Regions from separate parts of the Homo sapiens genome. Here region 2 is linked to region 1. Evidence: chromatin contacts called from ENCODE Hi-C data. All regions are on one chromosome and are shown on one strand. Each heading gives the region's core, a stretch centred on a gene start or an enhancer-like site at or near the end of the contact. The rest is flanking DNA. Distances are from core to core; before and after follow the strand shown. Region 1 holds the start of DIAPH2 (diaphanous related formin 2). Region 2 overlaps DIAPH2 (diaphanous related formin 2).

Region 1 (7,172 bases), core at 3,488-5,987:
CAAATAAGAAGTCTTAGCAATATATGAAGACTTTTAAGAAAAAGTGAAGAATCCTGCACAAAGCTCTGCCTTCAGTATAAGTAGTGACTGGTTTAGTGGCTACAACCTCTAAGTTTTCAACAACATTAAACTATCTGGTGAAGCTGTGAGTCCCGTGCTAATGAAGCTGTGACGACCTTTCACCATGTGTTTTTAAAAAGCTGACTACTCCTCAATTAGATTTTTAATTCTGATGAAAATGGCATCTATTAAAAGTGAATGCCCTTGAGGATCCACATCAGGAAGGAGGAAGCATAAAGGCTACCAAGCATTGATGACTGTGATGCTGGGGGCAAAGGCCAGTGGAGATTTATCTGTGGTTTTTATTAGGATGGTTGTTTTCATTAGTGCTCTGACTATAAAGTTGCATTGGATTTAAGTGGTCTTTCCTAACCATATTTTCCCAGTAAGCCCTGCTATTTTAGGTGTGCAATTCTGCAAAACAGGAGATTCTTCAGTAAAGACAATATGACATTATAGTAGAATATCTGGCATTTTTTAGAAACATCTGCAGGACATCTAGTTTGGTGTTAACCATGTAGTATACCTGCTTAATACCTGGTAAATACCTGCTTATTCTTAGGAATCCTTTAATGCATAAACATTTTGCTGTGACCTTGGAGGTGGTTCTCATTTTTTTCAAATCCATGTTTCATCTATGAACGACACAGACTGTTCAGATGAGAATACACTGTAGACGGGAGACATAGAAACTCAGAGGGGTACTATCAGGATGGTCAGAAATCCTCAGGGGTAATAGATGGCTCTAAGGTCAGTTTGAAGACAGAACCCAGTAGCCTTTTATTGGTCTCCCCCAGGACTGGCTTTTAAATGCTGATTGGGTGCTACATTCATGAGAGTCCAGAGGGAGAGACCACAAGGTCAGTGGTTCTAACATACATTTAAGTTTTGATATCCCAATTGATGGTGGTAGCCTCCTTCTTTCTTCAGCATCAGAGAAGAGATGTTCCATCCACCAACCTATTTGTGTGACCCAGGAGGGTAAAAATAAAGGATTACAGATGCAGAGAGATCTGCTGTAGGACCACAATTGGTGAGGTGCTTGGTTCATAATCAGTGGACAAAGAGTCCTTACCGAGAGCAGTGGCTCCTTTCCTGTGTTAGTTTCTGCCAGGCCAATGACCCTGAAGCCTGAAGGAAAGGTTTTTGCTTGTTTTTAAACCACTGTTTACATTAACTAGAGCAAAATGCTGAAAAAAACATCAAGAATTAAGACGGGCCAAAATAACCACAATAAAGTCAAATGTAAGACATATCAGGGACAAACTTTCATTTTTTGCAGAAAAGATTATCAATCTTTTACATGTACTTCTAACTGGATATGACATGCAGATTAACCTGGCCTGAGGATGATGAAACCCAACCTTACATTCAAAATAATATCAATACATTTTCAAGTCTATTTATACGTTCTAAACAGAAGTAATTCATATTACAATGGCCTCCTTATTCTGCTTTTCCACTTTTTAGTTTTTATTTTTATGGAGACAGAGCCTCGCTCTGTCACCCAGGCTGGAGTGCAGTGGCATGATCTCGGCTCACTGCAACCTCTGCCTCCCGGGTTCAAGCCATTCTCCTGCCTCAAGCCTCCTGAGTAGCTGGGATTACAGGCACCTGCCACCATGCCCTGCTAATTTTTGTATTTTCAGTAGGGACTGGGTTTTTCCATGTTGGCCAGGCTGGTCTCGAACTCCTGACCTCAGGTGATCCACCCACCTCAGCCTCCCAAAGTGCTGGGATTACAGGCGTGAGCCACCGTGCCTGACCCCCTTCCACTTTTTAAACAACAGTAATGAAACTTATTAAGTAGGGGGCTTCAATCTGGAAACTCCTTATCTGTTCTGCTGCTTCTCCTGCCAACAGTCTCCCCAGCTCCCCACCAATTTCTTAACCACAGGGCTTCTGCACATGCTATTGTCATTTCCTTTGCCTGAATGCCCTTCACTGTCCTTATTTGCCTTGTAATTGCTTAATACATTTTTAATATCTTTCCCAAGGTTGGGCGCAGTGGCTCATGCCTGTAATCCCAGCACTTTGGGAGGCCAAGGCAGTCGGATCACCTGAGTTCGGGAGTTTGAGACCAGCCTGACCAATATGGAGAAACCCAATCTGTACTAAAAATACAAAATTAGCCAGGCGTGGTGGCACATGCCTGTAATCCCAGCTACTCGGGAGGCTGAGGCAGGAGAATCGCTTGAACCTGGGAGGCGGAGGTTGCCGTGAGCTGAGATTGCGCCATTGCACTCTAGCCTGGGCAATAAGAGTGAAACTATATATATCTTTCCCGATAGCATGAAAGCTCCCTAAGACCAAACCATGTCTGTCTTGTTCACCACTGTACTCATGATGCCTTGCACAGTACCTCACACTTAGTAGGCTGCCAACAAATGTTAACTTGAATCAGACCCTTAAGACTCAGCTCAAACATCATCTTCTTTGGGAAGGTGTCCCTGAGCCTCTGACACTCCGATAGTTACCTCTTTCATGTGCTTCAAAGGCTTCCTGTTCATATCTGTTATAGTGCAGTGCAGTTCTTTAATGGTCTGTCTCTCCCAGTAGGCTCTGAAGTTCTAAAAGGCGGAAACTGTGTCATCTTCATCCTTCTTACTCATGACACTCTGTATCACCTAGTGTACTCTAAGGAGCTGAAGAAATGTCTACTGGGCAGATTACTGAACCATGTTTGCGCTTGGAGGGCCCTCAGCTATGGACCACACCTATGGCACAAACAGGAATTACGCATTGGCTAAACAGGTCATGTCTTTCTGAAGCACCCATTTTGACTCAATTTTTCAGGAGAGGAGACATTTATATAAATTGTGTTTGTGTGTGTGTGTATGTAGTGAGTTGAATTCAAAATATACACTAAACTTTAAGTAAGTAAAACGGGAACTTCAACAAAGCAAAGTTACCATGGGGCTCCTTGAGCACCCTGTTTGGGAGCATGTATTCCCTCTTCTCTGCTGTCCTTTGGTAGCTTGCCACCTTAGGAGTAGAGAAGTCACACCTCCATGATTAAAAAGAAAGTCAGCCGGGCACGGTGGCTCACGCCTGTAATCCCAGCTCTTTGGGAGGCCAAGGCAGGCGGATCACCTAAGCTCAGGAGTTTGAGAGCAGCCTGACCAACACGGAGAAACCCCATCTCTACTAAAAATGCAGAATTAGCTGGGCGTGGTGGTGGGTCCCTGTAATCCCAGCTACTTGGGAGGCTGAGGCAGGAGAATCGCTTGAACCCGGGAGGTGGAGATTGCGGTGAGCTGAGATTGCACCTTTGCACTCCAGCCTGGGCAACAAGAGGGAAACTCTGTCTCAGAATTAAAAAAAAAAGAAAGTTAATGACAATGACAAAGCTAGAATTAAAGCTGTTTTCAGATATCTGGTGTTCTTTTCATTCTACTGCCCAAGTTAGCTGTCTCCTTGCACCTATAGCATGGTCAAATGCATCCTAATGCACTCTCAATAAATATGTTCAGATACAAATTCCATTCAGCATATTAAATTTAGGCCGAAGGGGAGAAGGTCAAAAGGAGTCATAGTCTGGAGATATCTTCAGTAATAGGTGTATGGCATGTTTATAGATTTCATATTTAAATTTACTTTATAGGTAGCTTTCCTAGCATATGTGCTCCTATTCTATGATGGTGGTTCATTCAAATCCTACCCACCCCGTCTAATGTTCTCAGTGTGTACCTTTACTTTTAAAGGGCATCATTTAAAGAGGATGGAAGAAATACAGTGTGGGTACTATATTTTGTCCTGAGGACAAAATGCTAGGTATGACGCAAGGACTTAAGACTATCGTCCCAACAGTGCCCTGCTGCTGCACAAAAACACCTAGCATTTGTCTAGGGATTTTCATTTACAACAAAGCTTTGACACACATGATCTTATTCACTCCCCACAACAACTCTAAACTAGTTCGGGAACCTGAAAATAGCACTCAATTCAATTGCTAGCTGTATGTAAGTGTTTTGGTTATAGAACCTAACAATCCCCTAGGGATTAAGCGGTGGGCGCCTGCTGCTTCAACAACCCTGCAGCAAGGGAATAAAGGAACAACTGTATTTCTTCGGTCACAACGTAATCACGACAACAGAAAGCACTCACTCTTTCCACTCTGACCCACACACAGTCTGTCGAGGCAATTAATCAGCACTCCCGGTGGTTTTCCTATAGGATGCCAGTTCCCTTGCCAATCAAGTCTTTCCACAGACTGTAGCAGGACCACACCCCCGGAGAGGCCTCAGGGAGGGAAGGTGCTGTGGCCCACAGAAGTGAAAGCTGATACTCAGGTTGACCCGCCAGTGAAACTTACAGGCGGATCTTCCCGGGCCTCAGTTTCCCCATCTCTAAAATGGGCTACCCTTCCTTTCTCTTGACTAGTTCCCTCCCTGTTCTCGCTGGGCCACTAGGAAGTGAAATCAGTGCCTAACCGCAGCTGAAAGTGCTCTGTTAGGCTCCAGTCACCGCGCCGGGCATGCTCAGTAGCTGGGGCCGGCTCGGCTGCGGGAGTAGGAAGCAGCTTTGCGCGCCCGGGCGGCCGATGCGGGCACTTTGAAGAATCACGTGTGTTGAGGCCCTCTTAAAGAGATAGGCACCTACTTTTCCCTCCACCCTAAACACCGCCCTGAGGGCGGCGGCGACCGTGGTAATTGCAACTGCTCAGGGGCAGGGCTTGCCCCAGCGCCGAGTAGTGGCAACGGCGTGGTTGCGTCGGGGGTGCCTGGGAGCCTGGAGTCCCGGGGGCCTGAAATCGGCAGCTTCCCGGGCAGACACTCTCTCCCTCAGGAAGAGGTGCCGCCGAGTCAGCGCGGGGCAGTGTGAGCGCCCCGAGGTGCTTTCTCAGTTGAGGAGAGGTGGGGTTACAGGGCACAGGTGACAGGGCCGGAGAAAGATGGAGCAGCCCGGGGCGGCGGCGTCGGGAGCGGGAGGCGGCAGCGAGGAACCCGGTGGGGGCCGGAGCAACAAGCGGAGCGCGGGGAACCGGGCCGCCAATGAAGAGGAAACGAAAAACAAACCCAAATTGGTGAGTGCTCCCGCAGCCCCCGCCGGCCTTAGGGACAGGGAGAGCCCCGGGATCCTCCTGCCATTGAACACGGGGGCACCCGGGGCCCCCTCCCAAGGATGACCGCGACCTCGCTGTGCAACTCGGGGAGCCGCTAAAGGAGTGGCCACGCCGAGGCGCGGAGACGGCGTGGGGGCGGAAGAGCACCCCCTTCTCTACTTAACCCCTTTCTCACTCTTGTCAGCCCGGGAGGCGGTGCGGGAAGGAGAAAGGCCCAGCCCCAACTTGGGGACACCCCGAGTACTGGGTAGGGCTGTTGTTTGTCTAACTTGTGGGCGCAAACCTTTGCGCGATTCCATTCTCCTCCCACTTCTTGTTAGTTGCTGTTTTGCCTCCTAACGCGTAGGGTCCGGGGCAGGGGAACCTCCCTCCTTTTTATTCCAAGTCCTTGGGAGCCCACCTACAGCTTCGCAAATCAAGAAGAACACTATTTATGCTCCCAGTCTTTCTACTTTACCAGAAATCTCAGGAAGAGGCGCCTACGTGCCTTTTTCCTCCTCCTTGCCTCTCTCCATGTGCTCTCCCAAGAAATGTTTCTTTGGAAGGGTGGGGGCGCGTGGGAGTTTGAGGCTGGGTGAGGTACCACCAACTGTCGAGTGTGTGTAATAGGCATAGTCATACAGTACTTCCACTTAGTTGATTAAGAACGCTCAAAAGCAGTAGGCACAAACTGTGCAAATCTCACCGTGCTGATAGTGTGAACCGATGGTAGCAGTCCATTTCCTGCCACTGAATGTGCAGAGGAATGAAATCGATGAGGCCTGGTATTGCATTGGGAAATACTGGAGTTTCCTCAGCTCATCAGAAGGGTTCCGCTTTTTGTAAACTTTCTAATTTGGGTGGTGTGAGGGGAAAGGGTTTTCCTGTACAAATTCAGCAGATACTCCTTAGAGCTGTATTCTTAGTCCAGATCCGAAGCACAAGCCACATGTTGAATGTATAGATTTCAGCTTTAACTACCAACTTGATTATAATAGACAAGGAGAGGGTGACATATAAATAAAGCCGTTTCTTATGGCATCTGGCCATTTGGTTTGGATCCAGTACAAAACTGTGGTTTAATCAGTGATTAAAAATTTAAGTAAAAAGTTAACTGATAGTTTCCACAAATGGTTTGGTACGTCTAGCAAGAATCTGCCACTTTTAAGAAGTATGCTTTCGAGAAAAAAAAAAACACTTATCTCTGTTAGTAGTAACACCTTGATTATATTCTTCTCTTCCCTTTAGCCATTTGTCCTGATTCATCTTTTATGTTTTACTTGCTTTGACAAGGTAACTAGATAGTTATGAGATCGTATCATTTTCAGTTCCTAGCTAACTTCACTGTTCCGGTTCCTAGCTAACTTCACTGTTCCGTGTTGAACATAGCTTGATACGGTAGAACAAGATTTGAATCCAAGAGTTTGTTAATATTAACATGAATTTTCTTTTTTTGCTCAAACATAACTTTTGAGCCTTACGTGATTTTACAAGCAGATGTGTCAGAGTTAACAAAAACAAATTTAGGAAGACATTGTGGCACATTTTAAGGCAAGCAAGTTGACCAAACAGTAAGATTTAGTAAGCTTTTCAGGAAAGAATTCATCTGGGATTCTTAGAAGTTTGCTAGTAAGATACAACTTTACTTAGATGAAATTTTTTTATTTTGAGTATTATGTTAATAATCTCTGAACTAGTCCTTAATTTGTGTGTGTATATGAGTGTAAAGGAGTTGTGGTATGGGATTATAAAAGAGAGCCATATGGTGATAGAAATTATTTGTGTAGGTGATCTTGGGGCATAGGGGTTCTTAAACTCCTGAAATTGTATGAAAATATTTGAGTGTATATGGGTACATTTATTTTTCTGGGCCCCATGGCTTTCATCAGTTTTTCAAAGGCATCCATTACCTATAGAAGAGTAAGAACTATGGCATTACAAAAGATAGAAAGTAAAGGAAAGAATAGTTGATTCCACTCTAAGTTACTGAGTAGGGAAGAAGGGGAAATGGCATTGACCACACAGGTGATTGATATTGAAACGAATTCTTCTAGTGGTAAAAAAGAAG
Region 2 (7,172 bases), core at 2,765-5,264, 710 kb after region 1:
ATTGAAGATTCTAGTTATTTTTTCCTGTAGCCTATTTGAGCCACTTATCACTAGTAATTTTTTTTTTCTGACCCCATACTAAAATAATTACATTTCTGGCTTCAGTTCTCGGGAAATAAGTGCTAAACTCTCATTCTATCTGCCTTAGCAGTAAAACAAATTTCTACATCTACTAAAAATATTCTTTTAAATGAGAGACAAAAATAAATATGTGAAACAAGATAGGTAATATACTTTAGATCTCATTAAGAGTTCTTACATTCTAAATGCAGAAACTCAGATTTGCAAAAACTGTAAGAGCTGTCTTCAGTGTGCTGAACATTTAACAAGATTTCATCAATTTGTATGTAGAAGATGAGTAACACTGGCAGTTACAAATTTGGCTTTTCTCTACAATATATGCTTGTTGCTATATATGATTTATGCAACTTTACTAGGCAGAAATCTATGAAAATATTAGAGCAGGTAAGTGAAAACAATAAAACTGACTATATAAGAAATTACCAAAACACATTGTAGGTGGCCTAATCATTTATTAAAAACATGCTTTGTTCCATATTTTAATATTCTAATTCTTATTACAGAAAAGTGTCAAATGAATAACAGCTGTTATACAGCAACATTGCAATTAATTTTGCTCTGTTCTCAGTCAAATGCACTTAGATTCATGTCAGTAATTACACCTAACAGATTCACAGAACCAACAAACTGCACTGAACCCAACTGAGTCTCTAATGACTTTTTTTTAAATTATATTTGGTCCACCCACATTGAATTCCCGAGCCCCTGGGCTGCTTTAGAATCAGGACAAAATCTACTGTTACACTTGGCCGGGCGCAGTGGCTCACACCTGTAATCCCGGCACTTTGGGAGGCTGAGGCGGGCAGATCATCTGAGGTCAGGAGTTCGAGACCAGCCTGGCCAACATGGTGAAACCCCGTCTCTACTAAAACTACAAAAATTAGCTGGGTATGGTGGCGGATGCCTGTAATCCCAGCTACTCGAGAGGCTGAGGCAGGAGAATTGCTTGAACCCGGGTACTCCAGTCTGGGCGACAGAGTGAGACTCTGTCTAAAAAAAATAAATAAATAAATTCCGTTGTTACACTGAATGTGCAAAAGGATTATGGACAAAAACCTTTCAGTGATTGTTAATTTAATTCCACAAGTATTTATTCAGTGCCTACAGTGTGCTGATCTGTGGTGACATATCCTAATCAAAGTATGATTGACTGATAACTTAGCACTATTAACCTATTTCAGGGGTTATTAACTATCAGCCTTTCTCCCTCTCTTATGTGTGTCTGTTCTGTAAGAAATAATGGTTGTTGCTTCATGTAGTCCCATAGGTGTATGTATATACTCACACAGGACCGTATGTAGCATATAATATTTTTCACATATCATATATAATCTCTTAAAATCATCTATATTTCTTTTTTTATAAATAGTCAATCCTCAGTCCTCTGTTACACCCCTCACACATGAACAACCTATAAAGTATATAGTATCTTAACTTGTTAGTGGGATAAAATGGAAAAGAAGACATCGTTTAAGAAAGCAATTATACCTTTGTCACAATGGTATTAGGAAGACATTAAAACCTAAACTTAGAATACCTGCTTGTCATATATATCAACAGTAGGTTTCATATGCTATTTCGTAACAGCTTAGAAGATGATGGTATGATTCATTTGAAAATCAAAAAATAATTATCCTTTTAAATGTGCAATTAACTATGGATGGCATAATACTTTTATTTGTTTGAACCAGCACTGGAATCTACTTTAAATGTACTTTAAAAAAAAAAATTCTTTTTGTCAGACTAGATATTTCAGAGCTCCTGTATTTGATTTAGCCTTTTCTATTTGCTGAGCCCTGGAGAAAGTTGCGTAGGAATTATTTGGGGCATCATTAAATAGGATGGATGCATATAGGTCTAGGAAGACTCAGGCATAGCCCTGCTGAGGATTGGACAGGGTCCAGGAGGTTCCTTTTACATCCGTGTGGTTCTGTGGTATAAGATAACCACATTCTCAGAGTATGCTGGTTTAGGCTGTGTTGTAATCTGTAAATCATAGTGTCTTGTTTTGTTTGTCTCTTTAGTCCCATATTTTTATAATGTAATCCCTACCCCAATTTTTTAGCTAATAATTTTACGCAGTTGAGTGTTTGAAGTTGAAGAAGTTTTCCAAATTTCCTGTTGATCTCACCAATATCTACACATTCTTGGTTGAGTCACTACCTTGTCTGATTTTCTAGAACAGTATTTCTGTGAAAGGAAAATGTGTTCCCTCTAGTCCTCTTTTGTCAAAAACCCTTTGCACTTGCTTTCTTTTGCCAATTGAACCTTTTTTGAAATGCATCAGTAGGGAGAGCTTGCCTAGCCTTTGCTAGACAGGAGTAGCTGTAGGTGCATTTAAACAATCCAACTTGAAAAGGGGATTTCTCTCTTTCTATTTGAAAACAATTGAAAATGAAAAGTGTATGTCTCAGGACAGAGTGCTTAACCGACCTCATTCTACTGAACTTCAGCATGGTATATGAAACTACCTCCCCTGTGTCTTCCCCAGTGTTTTAAAAAGATGCTTAACTTGTTTGAGGCAACTGGTTCTGAGTCAGAGCTCTCTATCCAGCATCACCAGAATCCATTATGTTGTTAGGTCTTGTTATACCGTTCTTTGCATCTCTTTTTTCTTCACTCAAATAGTCAATACAGCTTTGTTCTAAGGGCTATCTGATCATGTTTTGAGGGGAAATCGAGATTGAGCTATAGAGATGAACTATGGTTACATTAACCTTTAAATGTAACCACATTCCTTCCCCCACAGTACATTCACATGCAGCCTGTACTTTTAAGTAATCCTGTAAGCTCCTGTGGCTAAAGCATGTTGAAAGTATCTATTTTCAACTGAGTAACCCTGACAGTAGATGAAACCTCCAAAAGATACCTCCCTCCTCAAGGGTGGAAGTGGGGGTAGGGGCAATGGTTGGCAGTGCAGTTTTCAGCCTATTCTCCCTCATCCTCTCTCTTTTTTTAAGACCCTAGAGGAGCAAGGTAAACATCTTTATAAGGAAATGTATGAGTTAGCTCTTTTAAAACCACAGATAAGTATAATCTTAGGAAAAGAGATCATGTGCCCTAGACTTTAGTAGTTAACATTTCTTCTGAAGGATGTGATTTTTTTTTTTTTTTTTTGTGATGGAGTCTTGCTCTGTCTCCCAGGCTGGAGTGCAATGGTGCGACCTCAGCTCACTGCAACCTCCGCCTCCCGGGTTCAAGCAATTCCAATTCTCTGCCTCAGCCTCCTGAGTAGCTGGGATTACAGGCACCCACCACCACGCCTGGCTAATTTTTGTATTTTTAGTAGAGACGGGGTTTCACCATCTTGGCCAGGCTGGTCTTGAACTGCTGACCACATGATCCACCTGCCTCGGCCTCCCAAAGTCTGGTATTATAGGCGTGAGCCATTGCACCCGGCCGGATGTGATTTTTTTTAAAGACAAAGTAACTAAAGACTAATTGATGCTGACATACCAAAGTAAAACCAGAAGTCTGTATTGAGGAGCCATCTCAAAAATTTACTTTAAGACAGTATGTCTTAAAGAAAAAAATGTATTATTTAAATGGAAAGTAGGACCATATGCCAGGTTTTGTTTGTTTTGTTTGTTGTCATATTTTTGTTGTTGTTTGAGATGGGACATAAGAGACTAGTTGCTTGTCTCACAGATATGGTAGGGAAAGGAAACCTTTTGGTGGAAGTTAGCCATCTCTTCAATCTCTGATATTCAAGGAGTACCCAGTTTTGGTTCACCAAATGTAAGTCCTTTGTTATAAGCATCCTCTTTTATGTTGGTTTGTTTGGCCTGTAGACAGTTTCTGAAACTAATTTCTTATTTGCATGTAATGCTTTCATATAATATTCATCTGTAAAACCATTTGGATTTTTCGAGTTGATACATTTTTATCATTCTGCTGCACCTCTCTCCCCTCCTTCTTTGGGCTTGTTGCACTGTCATGCTCCTCCTGATGCATTGCTTCCTGGTGGGTGACATCATGATTTGTGAGCAACCCGATATATAAATAAGGTGGTGAGAACTGCCTCAGCAATTCAGTTTCTATTTGAAAGGCATTAAGCAGCCTCTTTCTGTTTTCTTACATTTTTCTCTACTTTGTGTTTTCACAGTTTTATTAGGCACTGTAGAAGGACCTGTTTTTCTCTTTCATTACATTTCTGAAAATCATTAGGTTGATTCAAAATCTTTTGGAAATGTAATGCCCCCTTATGCTATAATATACCTCTCATACTGTATACATTTTGGTCACACCCAGATGTGGAGTTTAGCAATAACTAACAACTACTAATTTTTAGGAGCATCCTAGGAATACAGATGCTTTCAGCAGTATGTTTTTATTTTCACTGATATTAAAGGAGTATTTATCTTAGAAGAGTGGTAGGAAAGCACACATGAATTTGGACCTTAATCCTTGACTATGTAGACATTGAATATTCATAGGTGTTTTGTGTGCTATGGTAGGTGTGGAAATATATGTGAGATCAATATCACTTCACCTCAATATCTTCAAAAGTGAATATGGATATGGTTTTGTTAGCTGAACTCATTAGCAAAGATGCCTTTTAAAAATAGCAAAGGTTACAGTATATATAATGTATGTGTGAATATCCACATATTATTAGATAGATTCCAACATGAGTATTTGTATGTGTTTCTGTTAACAATATAATTTACTATCACAGCTTATTTTTCAAAATTCCATTGAAGTATAAAGCTGGTTAGAAAGATATACGGCATCTTTTTCTTTTTTTCAGCTCTCCTAAGGTATAATTGACAAATAAATTGTACATATTGACAGTGTACTATGTGATGTTTTGACATATGTATACATTGTGAAATGATTAAATCAATCTAATTAACATATTCATCACCTCATATACTTTTTTGGTGGTGAGAACATTTTAGATCTACTCTCTGAGCAATTTTTTAGGGTACAATACAGTATTATTAACTATAACCACCATGCTGTACAATCAGTCTCCAGAACTTATTCATCCTGTCTAACTGGAACTTTGTACTCTTTAACCAACATCTGCCCATCTCTTCCCCCAGCTGTTGGCAACCACCACTCTTTCTGCTTTTATGAGATTGACTTTTTTAGATTGCACATCTAAGTGAGATCATGCAGTATTTGTTTTTGTGTAAACAAGCATACAGTATTGATGTCAAGGTCTTGTATTACCCACCTTAGAACAAGACAGTAGGATCATTATTTTTATTCAGTTAATGTTCATTTATACTTACCCACATATTATTCATTTTTTTTTTTTTTTTTAGACAAGGGAGTCTCACTGTGTTGCTCAGGCTGGCCACGAACTCCTGGGCTCAAGTGATCCTCCTGCGTCAGCCTCCCCACTAGCTAGGATTACAGGAGTATACCATGGCCCTAGCTCCACATTTTACTCTTCATTCTTTTTTAGCATTTCAGAGCATCCATCTGGAATTAACTCTTTTTGCCTGAAATACTCTTTCCTTTGGGCAATGATAGCAAAGTATTTGGGCAGAGCTTCTTCAGGAACTTTCTGAGTCAAGTCAGACCCAAGCCTTGTCCCACCCCTCCCCCAAGGCATGGGACCTTTGCCCTTCTTGTTAACCTCCTATGATCTTTCATTCCTATTGTCCCATCTCACTAACAGTGTTCCTCGTGTGTTCTGACTCATCACTTTAGCTGATTCTCTCTCATCCCTTAGTTTACCTGGTTTCATTTTCTGATTTAGGGCCTTGCATAGTCTGATTGATTAGTCTCAGTTTCAAGTCATAACCTCCTTGCTTTCTCGAGGTTCATCCAGCCCCACTCCCCTCACCCCACCCCTTGTTAATTAGCAGGCCAATGTACTACCATCTTTCAGCCTGAGTTTCTTCTGAAAGAACACTGCTGTTCTCTGTTGATACTGTAGCATCTTGGCAGGTGCCTCAGGAACCCTGCTACTGTGGGTTTAGTACTTCAGATTCTTGCCATGCTGCAGCTTCAGCATAACCTGGGAACTGGTTAGAAATGCAAAGTTTCTGGCTTCACTCTAAACCCACTGAATAAGAAACTGGGTGGGGGTAAGGGGACAGCAATCCATTTTCTAACAACCTCCCTAGGTGATTCTGATGTACACTAAAGTTTAAGAACCCTAGAGCCCAATGACTCATCTTATTTCACAAGTGTGGCAACTGAGTTACTCCAGGTCCATAAAGCCAGTTTAGTGCTAAACAGTAGAGCCAGGAGTAGCCTACTTCAGCCCACCACCTTGTCTACTAGGCTTCTCTATGTTACTTGTGCTGAACATTGTTTTTAGTTAAATATTAGAACTGAGTCATGACATTGCTGTACATTTGCAAATGAGAGGCTTGTCCTCTAAGCTTTGCATTCCTTCTGCCAGTGACAGTATCAGTCAGAATCAAGTAGTTCTCAGTGACAAAGTGGGAGGATACCCTTGGCATTGGACTCTTTACAGGGAACTCAGTAGAGTCTTTGTGTTGTTCATTATGGCTTTGGTTGATGTATAATATATTGCCATGTTCTTAAAACTAAAACATGCTAGAATAAACTCAACAAGTGATAAGGAATGATCATTTGCATCGTGTGTGTGTGTGTGTGTGTGTGTGTGTGTAGATGTATTAATATTTAGTTTGTAAAATGAATTACCAGAGAATTTCTTAAGTAGCAATGTCCCTGTATATTAAAATGTAACTCTTTGAAAGTGGGAAGGAGGTAGATAATGAGTTGGATAACTGTTCAGGAACACATCTACTGAAGAGCACATTTACATTCTCTTAGTTCCTAATATAGTATTAGTATACTTATTCAATAATTGTCCTTGTTTGTATGTACTTTAGAACATTTTGTTCACCCTTGCTGGATGTTCTCATATCTTCTTTAGATAACAAGTAAACATGTCTGAGAGTTTCCATTTGTTTTAGTTTGACATCTTTGCCCTATAAACCCTCATGTATCTGAACTTTAGAGGAAAGGAAATCTGAAGCTACTATTTCAATCTTTTCTGCTTTCAATTTTATTTTTAACAACCAAACAGTTCTTTCTGATGATAAGGAATCAGAGCATTGAGACCATTTTCTTACTAAATCATGCTTATGTGGATGGAAAAA

The links. Hi-C counts contacts between places; a loop is a spot of excess contacts on that map. Pooled maps may share reads with other maps.
Region 2: a pooled map shows a loop between it and region 1 (21-fold over the local background). The contact joins the enhancer-like site here to the promoter of DIAPH2 in region 1. A Hi-C loop is called at or near these places in 16 of 37 single-sample maps with no recorded cell type and 13 of 50 pooled maps.

Annotation. Positions count from the first base shown.
Region 1 is chrX:96,680,105-96,687,276 of GRCh38, forward strand. It overlaps DIAPH2 (diaphanous related formin 2), which reads left to right and starts at 4,738. Exons shown (of 27, transcript NM_006729.5): 1 at 4,738-5,086. The coding sequence starts at 4,955. RefSeq lists enhancers at 4,526-5,241, 5,242-5,955.
Region 2 is chrX:97,395,562-97,402,733 of GRCh38, forward strand. All of the region lies in intron 25 of DIAPH2 (diaphanous related formin 2), which reads left to right. Among named protein-coding and RNA genes, the nearest start is that of DIAPH2-AS1, 170 kb to the right of the region's middle. RefSeq lists an enhancer at 2,880-2,969. Within about 2 kb of position 4,015, at least 3 of the 41 ENCODE cell types and tissues checked have a DNase peak (open chromatin) inside an H3K27ac peak, as active enhancers do.